2 separate regions of the Homo sapiens genome follow, and region 1 is linked to region 2. The links are chromatin loops, found by intact Hi-C in ENCODE. Cell type or tissue: psoas muscle. All regions are shown on one strand. Links, peaks and the distances in the headings refer to the core of each region. The heading gives the core; the rest is flanking DNA.

The links. Peaks named below come from ENCODE experiments on the same cell type or tissue, not always from the same donor. Only the 100,000 strongest peaks of a DNase experiment are listed, where the experiment ranks them.
Region 1: a loop joins it to region 2, with 3 times the contacts of the local background. A loop is called at or near these places in 13 of 110 quality-filtered maps.

What each region holds. Positions count from the first base shown.
Region 1 is chr18:66,479,927-66,490,559 of GRCh38, forward strand. No RefSeq gene overlaps it. Among named protein-coding and RNA genes, the nearest start is that of CDH19, 120 kb to the right of the region's middle. In psoas muscle, for the core only: no CTCF peak of the experiment used is centred there; no DNase peak of the experiment used is centred there.
Region 2 is chr18:66,122,510-66,127,509 of GRCh38, forward strand. No RefSeq gene overlaps it. Among named protein-coding and RNA genes, the nearest start is that of CDH7, 370 kb to the left of the region's middle. In psoas muscle, for the core only: a CTCF peak has its summit at 2,080; no DNase peak of the experiment used is centred there.

The DNA of each region.
Region 1 (10,633 bases), core at 2,384-7,383, 360 kb after region 2:
TCAAAGTTGCTATTCTCAAGCATAAGGAATTTAAATTTCAGAAATTTGTAATGATTGATTTCATGTTTTAACAGGAGCATTTTTACACGTTACTGCACATATGCACAATTATTAATTAGAGTAAACCATTTCAATATCTATACTTTCTTAAGGTATCAGGAATCCTTTAAGTTGGCTAAATAATTTATAAAATTCTTATTGATTCTCATTATGTGCCTGTGATATGATACACTTAGAACATCAAAGTAAAAATCCAATTTAAATATGAATGGCTACCAGGTACTTACTGGGTACTTCTTTGAGAGGGTTTCCAAAATTAGGCCACTTTCAAATCCTTTCAGTCATTTGTACAATAACGATATTACTAAATTATAAAAGGAATATTAAAAAATCAATGAGATAACTTCATACAATTAATAGATTAAAATGGATAAACTTGTGGCATTATAAGTTCATTGATTTATTCATTTATCCAATATTTATTCAACACCTATTTCAAAATTCACCCATGTGATCCATAATGATGACAAACGGTATGGTGTATTTAAGTCATCCACAAAGAGTCTGCAGATGGTTTTTAACAACTGTCTCATATAAAAATCAACTCTAGAATCAAGCTGTTGAGGAAGGCTTCTTTCTTCCTTACTGAATATCATTGAAACCTAACTCGGGTAAGGATAGTGTTTCTGTTCCTCCGGCAGTACCCTACTACATATGCTGCTTACTATCTTTCACATTGCCATTATACTAGGTTCATTTGTGAATTGGAAATTTCATTTATTTACATCTGACTCCTCCTGTTACTGTTGCCTAACAATTTTCTGTTCATTGTCCTCATTTTTTGATCACATCTTTCTCTGAAAAAAATCCAATCTTCATTATGGATATGTAAATATTTCTACAGATAATTCATCTTCTTCACTGTAACCACTCACTATTTTGATCATACCTTAAAATGTGTCACTATAGGCCCAGTGCGGCAGCTCGCACCTGTAATCCTAACACTTTGGGAGGCTGAGTTGGACTGATCACCTCAGGTCAGGGGTTCGAGACCAGCCTGGCCAACATGGTGAAACCCTGTCTCTACTAAAAATACAAAAATTAGCTGGGTGTGGTGGTGTGCACCTGTAATCCCAACAACTCAAGGGGCTGAGACAGGAGAATCACTTGAACCTGGGAGGCGGAGGTTGCAGCATGACGAGATTGCACCACTGCACTCCAGCTAGACGACAGAGTGAAACTCAGTATTAAAAAAAAAAGTGTCACTATAAATAATTATTTTCATGTAAAAAAGGAAAGTTATGTATCTCATTTTCTTAACAACCCATACGGTCTTCCTGTAATGAACAACATTACTCTTCCTTTAGAGTGTCAAACTAACTGATCTTTAGATCTCGCCCCATAAAATACAGCATGTTTCATACATTGCAGTTGAAATGATAGTTCTAAAACCTAAATATAATTATGAAAACTTTTTGTCACACCTTATGACAACTCTGGGTGAAACTATCCAAAATTCATGACGCACCTCAAGAAACTAAGAAATATATTTAAAATTATACAGACAATAATGAATAGCAATATTAGTTGGGATTCTCCCCCCCAAAAAAAATGGAACCAATATTAAGTGTGTGTGTGGGGTGTGTGTGTGTGTGTGTGTGTGTGTGTGTGTATTTGTGTGTAGAGAGCGAGAGAGAGAAATGGAGTCTTTTTTTTTAATTATTATTTTAAGGAACTGGCTTATAAGATTGGCCATTAGCAAGTTCAAATATGTAGTACAAGCCAGCCAGCTGGAAATTCAGGTGAGATTTAATGTAGTCTTGAGGCCAAATCCCTTCTTCTTTCGGGAAACTTCAGTCTTTGCTCTTAAGGCCTTCAACCAATGGGATGAGTCTCATCCATATTATGACGAGTAATCTGCTTTATTAAAAGGCTACTGATTTAAATATTAATTACATGTAAAAAATACTTCCTGAAAAAGAATCATCTAAAGAAGTCTTTGAATAAATAACTGGATGCCATAGCCTAGCCAAGTTGGTGCACACTATTATCAAGAAAGAATTGAAAATATGAGATAAAAGTTGAATAAACAATTGTACATTTATACTGTGCAGATTTTAGTAAATGTGCATTGATTGTGATGGATATATGCAGTATTTTGATAAGTAAAAAAAATAATGGAGTTACTCAGCAGTATGGTATCATCTCACATAAATAGCATTGAGAATATTGCAATGTGTAACACTTGGAAATAATGTCAACATACATCCGTTATATATATTCATATCTTTTCGTACTGGTACGTTTATGTTTATTTCAGATAAAATTCCTGAAATATGCTGCTGGGGTAAAAGAATAAATATGTCATTTGTACCTTATTTTTAAAAATGACTGTGTATAAAAATTAGCAAGAAGTAGCAGGATAGTAATTATAATACCTGGTTTAAAGCAAAGCAATACAAAACAAAATGTTGTGGGTAGAGGAATGGCTATGGAAAAACTAATTACATATTTTATATCAAAATGACCTACTGTTGGGATGAGATGAATCTGTCAAGTTACTTTTCCATTTTCCAGTTGAACATATTGTTATATCCTCCATAGGCATGGAATGGATATGATACACGCCAACATCAAATGATTTCTGACCATGAGAACTCAGTTGACGGGAGGTAAAGAGTTAAACTTTTACGTGGAACAAAAAATTTCCTAAAGAAATAAACAAAACACCACATGTTCTCACTCACAGGTGGGAACTGAACAATGAGAACACATGGACACAGGAAGGGGAACATCACACTCTGGGGACTGTTGTGGGGTTGGGGAGTGGGGAGGGATAGCATTAGGAGATATACCTAAAGCTAAATGAAGAGTTAATGGGTGCAGCACACCAGCATGGCACATGTATACATATGCAACTAACCTGCACATTGTGCACATGTACCCTAAAACTTGAAGTATAATAATAATAAAATAAAAATAAAAAAAGAAATGAACAAAACAAAACAAAATGTGGCTAGGTTATGGCATGCCTGAGGTAGCTCTTGAAGCCACATATGATTTCTTCAGTGTCACAGATTTTGTTGAATTGTGATCTGCTGGCAGCGTCACAGATTTTGTTGAGTTGTGATCCGCTGGGGGGTCCCTTGCTTAGGGTAATTAACTTCAGCAAATGTTTCAATTTAGGAAAAGTAAATGCAAGGAAAGAACTTAATAAAACTGACAACCTTTGGAACAAGTTGTTCCAGAACTGGCTAACAGAATTATATGACAAGACATAGATTTCAGATATATAAGCTATGTTTTTTAAAATAAGCAAGTAAAATTAATGCAGTACTATATTTTACTTAACTCAGTATGTACCATATATTATCATTTCAACATGCGTCAGTATAAAATTATTGATATGATACTATGTATTGTTTTATTTTCACATAAAGTCTTTGAAATCCTGTGTGTATATTATATTTACACAACTTTTCAATCCAGACTAGCCTTATTTCAAGTGTTAAATAGTCACATCTTTCTAGCAGTTGTCATATAGGCCATTCTAGAGTTGGTCGTCCCCACCATGTTTGAACTATTAAATTCACCTGGTTGGGACCAGGAAGAGCTCCATAATCTACCATTCATGAATAGGTCAATAGAAACTTTTGTGGCTTAAATTTGAGTAACTGTCAGAAAATAGACAAATTTGTTTCATTTCTTGAGAAGAGCAGCTGTTGGAGAAATTGGGACATCCAACATAGAACATTAGTGTAATGCTAAGAATGACTTGATAGTTGGTTTTGTAAATTGTATATAATTTTCAAACTTGAGCAGCTGAGATCTCCATTTATTCATTCATATTTACTGAGTGACCACATTGAACAAAACGTTGGTCAAGATACAAAATTGCTAGTGTTTTAGAAACAGACTCTGCAACTTACAGTGCATCTAAAGAAACAGAAAATAAGTTAACAATAGAATATGTAATTACAATTTTGACAAGTGTAGACATGTTTTCTAAAGATATACAGAAAATAATCGTAAAAAATATCTATAAATAGAATAGTCTTAAAAGTCTTATCTTGGGAGATATTTAAATCAGGACTTGAAGAATAAGTTCTACAAATAATAGCAGGAAACTATTTCACAGATTAAAAATAATATGTGCAAGGCAATATATCAAGATAGACATCAGTATGTGCAAAAAAATGAAAGTAATCGATTGGGTCTGGACCATTGTGAGTGAGAGAAAAGAGAATGAATTTGGAAGAATGACAAGTAGCTAGCTCAGGAATGCAGCACAGACCATCACGAGTTTTCATATTAACTTGCTGAGTGGCCATAAGTTGTTTATCACTTTTTGTTTCAACTTATTATTGACAAAATGGACATAATAAAGATATCCACCTCCCATGGTATTTCTAATGCTTCAATGAGATACCAAATAGACAGTGCATGGTATATTTCTTGCACATAGTAACTACTTAATGAATGTTAATTTTTTTTATTGCTGGCGCTATGCTGAGGAGTTTGATATTATTTAAATGCAGAGTAAGACATAAAGTAATTTAGGTAGTGGCATGACATATTGCAATAAGCACTTTAGAAGAATGACTCTGGCAGCTGAACAAATGTGAAGGAGACAAATCTAGTATTAGAAGTATTTAGAGACCAGTTAAGAGTCATTGCAATAGTCCTTGTAAGAATGTTGGCTTGTAATTGGATAATAATGGTAGACATAGAGACAACTGAATAAATTTGATATCTGTTTAAGAGGTATACTCAACAGAACTTGATAATGGATTGAATGTGGGTGACAACAAACAGAGAAAATGATATATTTTAACCAACAATCTTGCCCATCATCTCTTAGCACTTCCTGACATCTTAGGGACAGGAAGCATTTCCAGCAAGTTTCTTGTTAAGTTTTGCTGGTGAAAAGTTTGAAAGGCAGAGAAATAAAGCCAATTTGGAAGGCAGAAGAGAAGAAAACCCATTAATTTTCCTCAATAGCCTCAGGCATGTGCATGGTTTTTGGCAGATATTAATTTGTGCAGCTCTTTAGTATTTCCATGAAAATTTCCCTGTTTGGTGACATAGGCAGTTGAGATTAGTGTCAGAAGTTTTCTTGTATTTTTGCAAATTAATGATTTTTTAAAAATCAAAGAATGAATTTGAGAGCTAGCAATATTTTTTTTGACCATGACCTCTTCAGCATTCAAAAGGATTTTTTGGTGTATCATTTCCTATAGTAAATACCTATCTTCAGGAAAGAGTAGTTTCTATTTTTCTTGCTGACAGCTTGATGGCAGAAATGGGCCGAACTTCCCCTCCATTCTCATTATTTTAATTTTAACTCTACCAGAAGAGGAAGTTCTGTGAGTTCTGGAAGGTGAAAAATTAAAAAACAAAACTGATTATTCCAGTAACGGTAAGCAGACCATGGACATCGAAGGAAGCAATATTCTACGCCTTTGAGGCTTTATTATTTTTTTCCGTAAATTTCCTGTCAAGTGCTATAGACATCTGTGATCGTAGAGATTTTCCTGCAAATCTGGTAACTTTCTAATCCCTGATAACCAAATGGAAACTATGTAGTAAACTTTCTCCTAGACTTTTAAAAATGGAATCTTCTAATAATTTTATGCATTTAATTTCCTAAATTAAATTTTATCTCATTTGACTTACCAAGAGTGATAAAAAGCAAACTTAAATGTATACATTACTGTACCCTGTAATTTATGTTTAGCAAATATTAGATTAGGAAATAGAGTAAGGAAATAACGCATCTGGATTTTAAGAACAATAAAATCCTTCACAGTATTTCTCAGGATATTTTCGTAGATACCTCTGAGAAATATGGGTTCTATGATAGTGTTTGTACAAAGTGTATTACATGTTTATGGAAGTCCCTAAATTGAATTCTCCAGTTGATAAGGTGTGATGCTAATGATCTTTGATATAAGACTAATATGAAATTTTATGTTTTCAAATTTTCCATGACTTCAATTAAATTGTAGAAGATGTCATCATATTATCAAATGTAATAAATCTGAGAAATTGAAAGAATAGATTGTATACTCTTAAAGATTCTCTTCATCTTGTGATTTTTTGGGGGCCAGTTTACTAAGTTTTTTTTTTTTTACACTTGTAAAATCCAAATCTTTAGTTAATTTATAAGAAGCCATAGAGAAACTTTCACCTGCTTGGCACATTTTCCCAAGTTTGACATAGGCTCTCTAAAAATAATGTTGGTGTAAATTCATGCACCATAAATGCATGATAACATTCAGGCTGCTGCAGTTCATTTAATTCTTATTATCTTGAAATAGAAGGTGTCTATGACCCAAAAAGAGCAATGGTCTCTCTTAGCACAGTTTTAACCATTCCTCTTTTTGGATAAGTGAATTTAGTAAGGATAATTTATACCTATCCTAAGAGCCTAATTTATGATTTCATTGATCACTTATTAAGCACACAGCTCTGTATTATGTTCTGTGATTATTAAAGAGATAACTTTTTGGCATGATCAATTAGGATCAATTCAGAAAGGAGTAACAGAGATGAATAAAAAATCTAAGCCAACTAGTGATAAAAAAGACAAATAACCACTGTATCTTCATGTGTCCTGCAACGTGTCACTATGGGACTCTGAAAATGAAGTGACTTGCATTTAATCCCATTTCTAAATGTACCTCTTGATGCATTTACTAGTTTCAGAAAAAGGGCATGTGGATAGAGACAGTGCTTTAAAATTATTTCAGAATATGCTTTCTTAGTTTAATTTTAAAGTCAAGTAGACTGATTTCACACTGGACTATGTTTCAAAATAAAATTGCCCATAAAGACACTAGAGTTATATCCTGACAAATTCATGTTTTAGAAAAATTCCCATAATTCTTTAGTAAAGCATTAAACCCACTTCACTGTTAAATTATATAAGAAAAATGATCTACAGGCTTTTGCTTTAAAGAAATGACAGGGATGGCCACTACTTAAAGAAGATCTGTATCTTATGAGAAGTACTGTATATGATAATCACTCCACTGAAAGTGTCCATTCAAAGAAATGGCTGCACTGGGAGAAATTATGGGTGAAATGTGGAGTTATATGCTAAAAATCTAGGTTATTTCAAAGTCATGTAGTCTTCTCTTAACCAAGCTAAGTTAAAGCAGAGCTGACTGAAAAACCAGTAGTAAAGAAGCATCTTCTTTAAGAAGTGAAAATACCAGAAAATCAAGGATAAAAATGGCATTGTTGATCAACTGATCTGTTGATTGATTGTCCATTGAGCTATGGGACTATACCTAATCAGAGGGTCAGATAGCACTTAGCTAGATATAAGGAACATAATACACTTACTAGTTATAATAATAAAAGTTTACATATTAAGTATCATCATTTATAGTATACTTTCAGGTACATTTTCTAATTTGATCTTCAAAATCATCCCAGGTTTATTAAGCAGATGTTTTTAATGAATTCCTAGAAAGATATTAAAATATGAATAAGCAGGTTGTGAAAACCTAATTGGTTTTTCTCCTTTCTAACCTCTTCTTTCAGATAGATCTTCCTGTAATTGATTTTGCACATGAAAAATCTGAAGTAGGGGATTTAAATTACCTGCCTGTAACTGATAGAGTCAGTACCAGAACCCACCCTCCAGAGCATAATCAAGGCAAATTCTGTATCATATTGTTTAACTCTCAGGACATTGAAAATAAATCATTACTTAAAAGACTAGAGCACCAAACTATATATGTAGGTGTATTGTATTTCCAAACAATATCGTAGGGGTTAGAGAACTATGGCTGGTGGGCCAGCTATCTGAGTTTATGAATAAGGATTTATTGGACCATAACCATGCCTATTAATTGACGAATCATCTTTGGTTCTGTTATACTACAAAGCAGGGTTTTATAGTTTCCATAGAGACCGCATACACAGCATGCCTTAAATATGTAATATCTGACTCTTTTTAAAAAAAGATTTGCTGACTGCTGCCCTGGAATTCACAAGGGCCACAAACAATTTCCAATTACAACACAACAGTAATGGAAGCCTATAAAAGTCAGGCCCAAAGTGTGTACATTATCCTAAGAATTATGCATGTTTTGTGGTGTTGTCTCTTCATTATTAATAGTGTAATTATTTTAAATAAATGTATATATAACCATACTTATAATGGTGATTTTTAAATCAGATTTAAATGTATTAGAGAAAACATATCACTTAGGAAGATGGCCGTGCTGATTTAAATTTTAGAGTGTATATTATGATAAAAAAAATTTGGGAGTCTTCTCTGAGCCACTCATTAATTCTAAGAAAATAAGAAAAGAAAAAACAATTTTTAATGAAAAAATAATAAAAAGTTAAGAATTGTGTTGTTTTCTTAGTTAATTCAATCGAATCTAGGTTGTACTAGCCCATGTATGTACATATATATGTGTGTATATGTTAGTCCGTTTCACACTATTGACAAAGACATACCCAAGGCTGGGCAATTTACAAAAGAAAGAGGTTTATTGGACTCACAATTCTACGTGGCTGAGGAGGCCACACAATCATGGCAGAAGGTGAAAGACACGTCTCACATGGTGGCAGAAAACAGAATAGAGCTTGTGCAGGAAAACTCCCCTTTATAAAACCATCAGATCTCATGTGACTTATTCACTATTACGAGAACAGCACAAGAAAGACCTACCCCCATGAGTCAATTACCTCCCACTGGGTCCCTCCCACAACAATTGGGAGCTACAATTCAAGATGAGATTTATGTGGGGACACAGCCAAACCATATCAATATAGTATTAAATATTTTTACACAAGTTAAAATATATCACATAGTTTAACATTTTACAAACTAATTGATTTTATAAGGTTCTTCATTGCCTTATTATGCTGTGATTCTACTCTCTTGCCAGCCAACAAATTAATCTGTCACAATCTTATAAACACTAGCAGAAGACACAAGATTCCAAGGTCAGAAACAACAGCCTTCCTTACCCATTTTAAGAGTAGTAACAACAGTGTCAGAATTTGTGCCTGTTCCCCACCATAATTTCTCAGTGACATAATGCTCTAAATGACACCTACACATTCATGGGATTGCATTTCAGAAAAGGAAATCTGAATTTAAGAGCTTAGTTTTAGTTTAGGAAATTTGAATCTTTTATATTAGACAGTAAGCATGACTATTTTTTCTGCCAATGGGAGATGCTATCGTGCCTTCTAAGACTACAAACTCAACCTTTGCTCTTGACTGAAACACAATCTCTTCCAAGAATGTGCTATAACACATCTTTGAAAAGATAATTCAGAACAGAAAAGAATCAATGTTTCTGTTACAAAGTATGCAGAAACATAAGTGAACCAAGTAGAATCATTTTCCTACATATGCCTTATTTACCACATAAGGAGGTTTTAAGTTTTTTGTTCGTTTATATTCATATGTCAATGATTGATTTATGAAATTTTATAACCAGGTATTAATGCTTTTAAAATTTCCCAGGGCTACTTATTGATGCTTATTCTCATCAATGAATTTCTACTTATTTGCAAATACTGCAACATTTTATATAAGGAACTTATATATCCCTCATGGATAATGAGAGACAACTGTATTAGCAAAACAAGGTGCAGTTGACACCCAAACAACACGAGTTTGAACTGTATGATTCCACTTACATGCACAGTTTTTGCAATAAATATAGTCGGCCTTTCATATCAGAGGATTCCACATCTGCAACCAAATGCAAATCACAAATATATATTCAATGGATGAGAAACTTACATATACAAAGAGTCAGATGTGGGACTTGGGTGTGCACGGATTTGGGTATGGGGAAGTCCTGAAACCAATCCCCCATCGATGTCCAGGGATGACTGTATAATGGTATTATATTCCATTACTAGTCAGGAGTTTTTCCAACTATGGTAGGCTAGTTCAACCTTAGAAAATCAATAAATGTCTTCTACAACATGAACAAGTTAAAACAGGAAAACCATTATAGCAATTGTTGCTGAAGAAGTACTTTACAAAATCCAACTCCTATTCATGATAAAAACTCTTAGCAAAACAGAGGAAAAATTTGTCAGCTTGATGGAGAATATCATAAAAGCTTTATGGCTAACAACACAGGTAATGCTGAGAAACTGGACTTTTTTACACTAACTGGGGAAAAGCAAAGGTATTTCCTCTCACCATTCCCATTCGACATAATATTGGAATTCATAGCTGCTGTGATTATACAAGAAAGTAAAATGAAAGGTGTACAGATTGGGAAAGAAGAAATAATGTATTTGTTTTTTGTTTGCTGATGACATCATTGCGTATTTAGAAAATCATAGACAGTTGAAAACAAACAAGCAAAAACCTGAAACAAATAAGAAAGTATAGCAAGGCTTCAGGATACAAGGTTAACATACCAAAGTCAATTGGTTGCTTATATATCAATACTAAACAATCAGAAATCAAACTTGAAATGCATTTACATTTATACTAGCAACCAAAAAATTGAAACCCATAATAAGAATCTTTAGAAAATCAAAAATCCATGGAAATCTACAAAATTCTGATAAAATAAATCCAAGGAGATCTAAATAAGTAAATAATTTGACAGATAATTTTGTTCATGGAATGGAA
Region 2 (5,000 bases), core at 1-5,000:
TGAGTTCTTTTTTCTAAATGTTGCTTTATAAAGTTCCACAATAACATATTCTCTGCAGTTATTATTTTAAATGTATTTATTTATTTATTATGGATATTTGCTCTTCTTGCCGAGGATGGAGTGCAATGGAGCCACCTCAGCTCACTGCAACCTCCGCCTCTATATCCCCAAAGATTAAAAAAAAAAAAAGTTCCAGGGCTTTTTTTCTCACTCCAGATTTCCTTTTCCAATTTTGGGATTTCTCATTTTAAGCAGAATAGATATATATTTTTTGTGGCTTCCACCGTAACTCATGACGTTAAACTCACTATTAATGGAGATGCATTATAGCTGAGAAAAGTTTAAAGGCTTGCTGCAATGCAGAGAAATAACCTGACGGGTTGCTTATCACAATTGCATCTCACCTGCCCATACCTTTCGAATTTATGAAATTGAGCTGAGGATTCTAGGAGAAAATGCAAGTTTTACAGCGAGATTTAATCTTCCTGCAAGCAGCTAGTCCAGAAATACCATAACAACAGCTGTTCTCACAGAATATTAGCATTTCTGCTTCTGGTCTCAGCTGCTTCTCTGAAGTGCAAAGAAATGCAAACATGGAAAATGTTCATTTTTAACATTAGCTTGAGTTTGGAAATCAGGGGACATTCATCGATCCCCAAAAGTAATGGATACACATTTCTGCTGATTATTTTATTCCTGAAGTAATGTATGACATGCATAGAATATCTTTTATTAACTATAGGAGGGTGCATATTCATGATTTGGCAGATGATTTTCAACTATGGTCCATAAAGTGAGTATAGTCCTTGATGACATGTGAGACAAAAATAAAAGGTAACTCTCATCTTTTTAATATCGCCATACTTTAAATTTCATTCCTTTATATTTTCATGCCCATGACTAAAAAAGAGAAACTATGACAGAAACTGTATCAATTTTGGTAGTATTTTTCCCTTCAAATTTGTTTATTTATTTAAATTAATAAATAAAAGTGTATGCATTTATCAGGGACAACATGCTTTGAAGTATTGTGGAATGGTTAAATTTAGCTAATTAACATATGCATTACCTCATATAGTTATCTTTGGTAGTATTTTAAGCTAATAAACTCTCCTATCCAATTTTTACCAAGAATAATTTTATCATAGATCACTTCCAACGGGGTTTTGAAGATGTTTATGTCATCGGTAGAACTTTCATTTAATTCATCTTTTAATTTGTTTTATTGAATACCTGTAGCCTTCATAATTATTAAGCTCCACAGACAACATGATTCTCAGTGATCGCATCAAAATAAGCTAACCAGTGTTTAACAATAAGACACATGTCTTCTATTTCCCCGTATTATTAGAGGGTACTTTGCTAAGTGTAGGGTTCTTTAGAGTTTCTTGAGAAATAATTGATAAACATTGCAACTGACTATTTCTTGGCATAGTGTTTAATCTTCTCAGGAAATATGAACAGTTCATTAGGCTAAACATGAATAATTATGTTTCTATAATTGTGATTAATCAAATAATAATTTGCCTTGCTTAGATACTGTCCTATTAATTGTTTTATTTACCCAGTGTATTCATAACAAACTCAAGGATCTTGAAGCCTTTTGGATGGTGCTTTTTTTTCCCTTAAATAAAAATCCAGCTGGGCATGGTGCCTCACGCCTGTAATCCCAGCACTTCGGGAGGCCGAGGCAGGCGGATTACCTGTGTTCAGGAGTTAGAGACCAGCCTGACCAACATGGTGAAACCCCGTCTCTACTAAAAATATTAAAAAATTAGCTGGGCATGGTAGCACATACCTGTAATCCCAGCTACTTGGGAGGCTGAGGCAGGAGAATCACTTGATCCCAGGAGGCAGAGATTGCAGTGAGCTGAGATGTCTCCATTGCACTCCAGCCTGGGCGACAGGTGAAAATCCATCTAAAAAAATAAATCAATTTAAAATAACAACTGCAGAGAATATTTTATTGTGGAACTTTGTAAAGCAACATTTTAAAAAAGAACTCACATGTGGAATTGATGATATACAGCGAATTAAGCAGTTACCTTAGATACATACACATCAGGAATCCCAACATCTACCACATGGTGGAATCTTGAGACCATGTCTTCTTTTTACAGAAATGCTAATGGGCTCTTAACTCAAAAACTCTAAAGAACTCTACACTTAGCAAAGTATCCTCTAATAATAGGGAGAAATAGAAGACATGTGTCTTATTGTTAAACACTGGTTAGCTTATTTGATGCTTTTATTTCTTTTATCATCATTGATGTATTTATTGTGGAACATTTTTTACTTTTACATAGGCGATTTACAATGGTTCATATTGAGGACCAGTTGCTTTGCCAGCAAAATATTGATATCTTTAACTCTGTTCCTAATATATCTCACACATATCCATGCAAATACAAGAGGTTGGAGTTTGCCCTCTTCACAGTAAAAAATTCTTTCTCACTTGCCTCCTAATATCTAGGGATTTTTTTTCTCTTTATCTGTTAGAACAATAGCAAGGGAAGAGCTAATGTATGAGGCTTATGAATTGTACTGACTTTTGAAAAAAAAGAAAATAATCTATAATGAGCACTATTTCATAAAAATGTTTCCATACTTAACATTCTTTCTTTTCAAGTTTCCACTGTAAAATATAAACCTGAAAATAGATTTTAAAGTTTAATTATGTTATGTCCATCTACATGCATCTTACACCTTGTCCCAAGACATATTTTTGATAGTACAACTCAAGCAGGTGAACTAACACTGGTAGTTACTCTTAGAGAAAGTTCATGAAATCACACCTCTTTTATGTAGTTCATTTACATATAATTAAATCTAAGCTAAATTACAAAAATACAGAAATATGTTATAGCAAGAGAACGCAGGGAGGCGGAGAATGAGAGGGAGAGGAAGCAAAAGGAGAGAATGAACATTTGAAAGCTAAAGTGATGATATTCAGTGTAAAATGTAAGGAAATATCACGTGGAGAAGATGGTATTGGAAACAGATTTTAAATGATAGGTAAGATTTTTCTAAAGAGTAGAAAAAAATTTCTCAGTACAGGAAAAAAGGTGGCAAAGTAGCAAGATTTGGGAATATTAAGAGAAAAAAGAAAAATTTACTTTGACTTGACGGGATTTTTTACAGGAAAGTAAGAGGATATGAAGTAAAAATGTTATGAGCCAGATGGTGGAAGGTCACGAACATCAAACTGAGGAGCTAATCTTTGATTTGGAAGGCATGGGGGAGTCATTGCTTGGGTTTAAGAGGAATATGGCTCTACACAGCAGGAAAATCATCCCTCTAGGCACAAAATTCCAGTAGTTTTCTATACAGTGTTCTGAAATAGGAAAGCCACTGGGCAAAATTAAAGCAACAATTTGACTATAGTCTTTAATTTTGACCCTATTGTTTATAAATATAATTTTATTGTGAAATAATAAGTAATTGGTGATGGTGGTCACAGGTGGTGCCTGCTTCTCTTTAATGCACACACTGCGTTTAGAGCAGAAAAATGAGAATTGTTATAAATGTATGCATCCCTATTTTATGTGCTCTCAGCACTCACTGATAAAACTCCCTATGCATCTTTCATGCTCTTCTTGTAGTGCTCTAGCAGAAATACACACACACACAACACACACAAATTCAGGAGTCTTTATCATTTTAGTTAATTATAGCAACCACAGGGTGATTTGGTCTTACCTAATTTGTGCTGGGTGCAATATTTATCATAATTTTAAGCTTAGGATGGAACCCAGTTCTTAAGCATTCAAAAATATATCATGCATTTTTTTAAACCATTCCACAAATCCCTGAGGAGGAAGAAATCGGCCTGATAATTTACAAAATTTGCTTTGAATACAAACGTCACCATGTAAGAAAGACATCATCTCCCACCCTATATCTTTGCCTTATTCTGCATCCCTAGAGAAATTAATTAGCCTCTGGTGATGGCTTCACTCTGTTTCAAATAAAGTAGTGCTCAACAAGCTTGTATACTGGGCAAGAGACTGCAGTGATTTGAGGAAGAAAAGCAAAAAGGCATCATCCCTGCACAGCAAGGGAATCAAAAGCAAAAGAGAAAACAATGAAGCATGAGCATGAAATAACTCACATAGTGAGTGAGGCATTCACATAGTAAATTTATTTCACTGGAAAATATTATCTGAAAAAATTTTATTTTGACATGTGTGTATGATGAATATAATTGTAGTTTGTTTTCAATACTCTAGGTTCTTGTTTCTCAAAATATAAGAAGGCTTTTCCTTTATATCTGTCATAACAGAGAACATGTTCAATAACATAACGTTTTTGTAAACCTTGGGCACATCTGTTTGGTGAGTGGAGATGGACAGGTAACTAGCCATTCACATACATACATATATATATACACACACACACACATATATATATACACATATATATACACACACACATATATATATTTAAGTTGGCAATAACTTATGAACCATTATAAATTATTCTTCTACAATATGCTAACATGAAAATGTATGGTATTCTTCTTTTTTTTTAAATTCAATGCTCTCCATCAGTGAACTAAGGGGAAGAAAATAGTGTTGGCTGGTTTTTTTTTTCTTTTTGATATGCCTTAGAAATCCTGTTAGAATTGAATTAAATATTTACACTATGTGGCGGATTTGTTCTGAGCCAGCTTAGTTAAAATGGAAATACACTTCCCAGAAAGTTCTTTTCTGTGCAATTATAGGGTGGTGTGGTAGCCATAATAATGGTCCCCAAAGATGACCATGCCCTAATCTCTATAACCTGTACTTGGCAAACATGTTTTACAAATGTCACTAAGTTAAGAATCTTGAAGTGAGAAGATTATTCTGCATTATCTCCCTAGATGGATCTAAGGAAATAACAAGGATCCTTAACATATGAAATGGGAAGGCAGAAGAGCCAGAGAAAGAGATGAGAATATGGAAGCAGTGGCTGGTGTGATGTGATTCCTATCTTTGAAGGTGCCACAAGTCTTGAAA